Linked DNA regions of Homo sapiens: region 2 is linked to region 1. The links are chromatin loops, found by intact Hi-C in ENCODE. Cell type or tissue: natural killer cell. All regions are shown on one strand. Region 1 has its middle 14 kb from the start of DMRTB1. Region 2 overlaps LRP8 (LDL receptor related protein 8).

Region 1 (2,500 bases):
GTGTGAAACACCTTCTTTGATGGCACCTGTGTCATTGGATGCTTGAAGGCAGTGACCTTTTTGAGACCACGTCAGAGGCTAGAAATGACCAAGGCTCTTTACTTCCTGGTGCTCCCCACATTCCAGGCACTGTGCTGAATGCTTCCTACGCATTCTGTCTCTGAGTCCTCAGAGTGACCCCTCAGGCAGGCACCAAGTACCTCATCTTACAGATGGCAAAACTGAGGCCTACAGAGATTAGATTTTCCCCCTCAGTTGCCCTGTCCATAAGTGGCAAATTCAAGTTCCACCTGAGTGCAGAGCTAAGTTCCTAGCTGCACTGTGCTCTCCTGCTTCTCTGAGAGGGAGTCTTGGGGAAGTGGTCCCCCCAGGACTTGCTGCCCAGCTGGGGTTCAGTGAGTGTGGACCAGTCAAAAGCAAAGAACAACTAGCTTAGGTCCTACACGAGGAATGAAATCATTTCTCAGAAATTTCCAAATCCTTTAATTTCATTTTGAAAATGATGAACAAACAAACATGAAGTTGAGTTTTTAAAAAAAACATGAGTATTAATAGCATATTAAAATTTAAGCCTTGTAGGGCTGGGTGCAGTGGCTCACACCTGTCATCCTAGCACTTTGGGAGGCCGAGGCCGGCAGATCACAAGGTCAGGAGTTTGAGACCGGCCTGGCCAATATGGTGAAACTCCGTCTCTACTAAAAATATAAAAAATTAGCCAGGTGTGATGACCTGTGCCTGTAATCCTAGCTACTCGGGAGGCTGAGGCAGGAGAATCGCTTGAACTCGGGATGTGGAGGTTGCAGTGAGCCGAGATCACGCCACTGCACTCCAGCCTGGGTGACAGAGTGAGACTCCATGTCAAAAAAAAAAAAAAAAAATTAAGCCTTATCCGTTTCACAAAGTAGATGGGAAATTTTTCAGTATTAGTGCTTTTAATTCAAATGTTACCTGGGAAATAGTTTTGATTTTTCCTAGGATAGTTTCTTTTCATGGTTATTTCTTCATCTTTCTCCAGGCTTTTTGTTTGTTTTTGTTTAAACATAATTAATTATAAATATAAATAATGCACAAACATGGTAAACAATTTTAAAGTATGAGCAAGGAACAGATATGTTTTCCCACCTCTATTTCTCATGCTCACTTATATCCTTCAGAGATATCCCTCTTTTTTGTGTCTCTTTCCAGAGATAATTTATACATATAAAAGCTTTTTTAGATTAAATTTTAATTCTGAGGTTGTTATAGATTCATACTCAGTTGTAAGAAATAATACAGAGAAATCCTGTGTACCATTTACCCAGCTCCCCCCGATGGTGACATTGTGCAAAACTACAGTACAACATCACAACCAGAATATTGACATCGATAAGATCCATCCCATTTATTCTGACTCAGTTTTACAGTTCACATTCAAATTAATTTTTGTATCAGGTGTTGAGGTGTAGATTAAGGTTCCTTTTTTTGCCTGTGGATGTCCAGTCGCTCCAGCACCATAGACTCCTCCACTGAATTTCTTGGTGCCTTTGTTAAAAATCAATTGAGCAGATGTATGTGGGCCTATTTCTGGGTTCTCTATTCTGTTCAATTGATCTGTGTTTTGAACAAACACACATACAGTGGCATATGATCCACACTTTTGCATGTCACTATGTTTGTTAACATCAGATCAGGGTTTCTGAGCCTTTTTTTCATGCCATGAACCCCATCGTCAGTCTGGTGAAGCCAGTGACCCCTTCTTAGAGTAGTGATTTAAGTGGATAAAACAAAACGCATAAGGTTATAGAGGAAACCAATTAGGTTTAATACACTTGTCAAAATAGAGAAATACATTTGCCACTTAGTAATACATGTTATTCCTGGCTAACACATTAAATACCAAGGTCTAGCCGTGGATCTAATCACTAGTAATAGTTTCAAAGTAGTGATGTAATTGATCTTTTGAGATACGTGCCACAACCGTAAAGTGAGACGAGAATATCTGTGATTTCTGTCAGTGACCAAGTCACAGCTAATTCTACTGGGGTTTTGGGGCCTACATTCATAATTAAAGGAGACACTGAATTATAGTTAGAGGTTAGTGAAAAATCAAGCTGTGATTCCCTCATCCTAGTTCACAGAGCCCTTAATTCTCTCTAGGACCCCAGTTATGAACTTCAGCATTAGAGCTTGAAGATCCTCACATCTTCTTTCTTGTTAGCAGCTGTGTAGTATTTCGTTGAATTGATGCACCCTTATTTAATCCTACTAAGAGACGTTTAGGTTGTTTCCAATCTTTTGCTATGACTGCTAACTTAATTTCCTGAAGGTTTCTCCTGCTAAGGTTTTCTTCTCAAGCAGGGCCACTACGCCAATCCCACTGCATTCAGGATAGACCCTTAGCCAGTCTGCGGAGGATGTCTGGGTAAGCAGGCTCCAGCCTCACCTCTTACCCCTTCTGGAACTGTCCAGCCTCCATACAACAGCATCCTTTGCTTCTCCCAAGCCTAGGATCAGGGGTTTC
Region 2 (2,500 bases), 200 kb before region 1:
TGGGGGCTGAATGGTGGACGTGCAGTTAGGCATAGCGAAGGCGGGCTTCCAACACGGACATGCTAGGTGACTGGCAACACACCTGCCCTTTGTGAGCCCCCCAGGCCTCACTGGGTAAATGAGCATGAGCATGGTGGGACTAGGAGGGGGATTCCGAAACCTTAGAGCACTGCCTGTCTTGAAGGACCCTGCTATGGTCCCAGGACATGATCTGTTAAATGACACTGACCCTTCCCAGGGACCAGGGTCTGGGGTTGGCTCCTCATAGCATAGCGATGCATAGCATAACCTGCACTGTTCCACCTGAGTCCCCTGGCCTGGTATCCAAGGCGTCTCTTGGGTCAGTCCTGTGGCTCCATCACCTCACTCCTGAATGTTCGCAGCTCCCGCCATGCTAGACCATTTGCTGGGCCCAGTGCACAGGCTCCCACCTCCAAGCCTTTACTCAAGTTGCTCCATCTGCTGGGAACCTACTTCTTGCCCACCACTACATTTTGCAATGATGAGCTCTCATCTTCCAAGGGCCCAAATTCCACCTCTTCCATGACACCCTGGCGTTTCCCCGCTTGGGAAATCTCTGCCTCTGCCCTCGTTTCTGAGCCCCTCAGTCGCGCAGGCGTCTGAGTTTCATGTCCTTTTCAATCTGCCCCAAGAATCCACACTGCCTGGGGGTGTCCCTCCTTTGTCCTGAGGGCCTGGTACAGAGCTCCCTGTAGTGAGTGGGTGTGGAGTGGATGGAACTGGTCTGGCCCAGGTATGAGGTATAATTATGGGATGTGCAGTAATTAAGGACACACGTCATGGCTCTGCTTGGGGCTCTGGGCTTCTCTCTGGTAGGCTAGTCTGAGTTCAGTGGCCGGGAGGAACTTAGAGGCCAGCCAGCCCTATTGCCAGTTTATAGATGGGGAAACTGAGGCCCAGAGAGAGGAGCAGCTTGCCCAGGGTCACACAGTCCATGACAACAAGAGAACCAGAACTCACATTTGGGGCTTTTCTTTCCTACTCTGACTCCTCCTCTTGGCTTTTCTGGTTTTCTCCTCCCTTCCTGGAGTTTTTCCAGCTGTTTTTCAGGGCAGTGACCTCCTCACTTCCCTCCCTCCTGTGCGTCCACACACAGGCCAAGACCTGGCCCCGGGATGGGGGTAGGCCCCGGTGGGGCACTGATGCAGTGGCTGTGGCCAAAGGTGAGGTGGTGGTGGCAGCACCAGATCTTTCCACGTGGGGGCGCCCAGAGTCTGTGTTTTCACTTTCTGATGGAAAAATGTGAATTTTCATTGTTATTGAAGATAAAATAGAGTGATGTCTTCAGTTTCACCAGGTAGGTAGCTCGTGTCATGCGTTTCTGACAGCTCTACCAAGTGTCTGACAGTTGAATTTTTTTCCCCTCCTGGGCTTTTGAGACACTGGGGCATTGGTGGAAAAAGCACATGCTGCCACTGCCACTGCCCCTCAATATTACGCTGACACCTAGATGAGCTCCCTTCCTGCCTGTCCCCACCCAACTTGTGCATGTGCAGGGAGGGTGGACTCACTGCTTTCTGGGAGTTCTGATGGGAAGTGCTTTTTTTTTTTTTTTTTTAATTTTCTTTTTTGAGATGGAGTCTCGCTCTGTCGCCCAGGCTGGAGAGCAGTGGTGTGCTCTCAGCTCACTGCAACCCCACCTCCTGCGTTCCAGTGATTCTCCTGCCTCAGCCTCCTGAGTAGCCACCACGCCCGGCTAATTTTTTTTTTTTTTTTTGTATTTTTAGTAGAGGTGGGGTTTCACCATGTTAGCCAGGATGGTCTCAATCTCCTGACCTCGTGATCCTCCTGCCTCGGCCTCCCAAAGTGCTGGGATTACAGGCATGAGCCACCGCGCCCCGCCTTAATTTTTAATTTTACTTGAAGACTTGGATGGCAAGGAAGTGCTTCTTCATACTGAGTTTTCTCTGAGGTTTTGGAGCCAACAGTAACTTTAAGATCCATATTCTCAGGCCTACGTAGGCCGAGAGACCCTACTCCTAGCACTCACAAACGGAAGAAGCTCTGAGAGATGAGGGGTGGGAGGACTCTTTCCTCTGCCTAGGAGGGTGGAAGCTATAGCATAGAAGCCCAGTAAGACCTTCTGACACCTCTCTCTCCCATAATTAATGGGGAATGTTCCTATTCCAACATGCCCTAGTTGGAGAGACTCCCATCCCTTGCAGTAGCGGCCTTCATATTGGAGGAATCATCTGATTATGGGGCTTGGTAAAGAGGAAAGAGGATTCTCATTGGCCAGTGAGTCCCAGCAAAATTATCACAGCTGAGGAAGTGAGCCAGTGCCATCACTGGGACTTTGAAACTGCTGTTCCCAGCCAGGATCTCCCTCCATACCCAGATGCTTCCTGCTTCAGACACATCAAATTCCAGACTTAGAATCTTAAAGTGTGACGACTCAGACACCTCTGGAGGAGATGGCATTTTCCCTGGGCCAGGAAAGATGGATAGGATGCAAATATAGAGGCTGGCAGAGGGGAGT

The links. Hi-C counts contacts between places; a loop is a spot of excess contacts. Peaks named below come from ENCODE experiments on the same cell type or tissue, not always from the same donor. Only the 100,000 strongest peaks of a DNase experiment are listed, where the experiment ranks them.
Region 2: a loop joins it to region 1, with 6 times the contacts of the local background. A loop is called at or near these places in 15 of 110 quality-filtered maps.

What each region holds. Positions count from the first base shown.
Region 1 is chr1:53,472,337-53,474,836 of GRCh38, forward strand. No RefSeq gene overlaps it. Among named protein-coding and RNA genes, the nearest start is that of DMRTB1, 14 kb to the left of the region's middle. In natural killer cell, no CTCF peak of the experiment used is centred here; a DNase peak (open chromatin) is centred at 1,315.
Region 2 is chr1:53,277,195-53,279,694 of GRCh38, forward strand. The region is part of intron 4 of LRP8 (LDL receptor related protein 8); the gene reads right to left. Among named protein-coding and RNA genes, the nearest start is that of MAGOH-DT, 40 kb to the left of the region's middle. RefSeq lists an enhancer at 1,194-1,253. In natural killer cell, CTCF peaks have their summits at 1,210 (motif pointing right) and 1,410; a DNase peak (open chromatin) is centred at 1,217.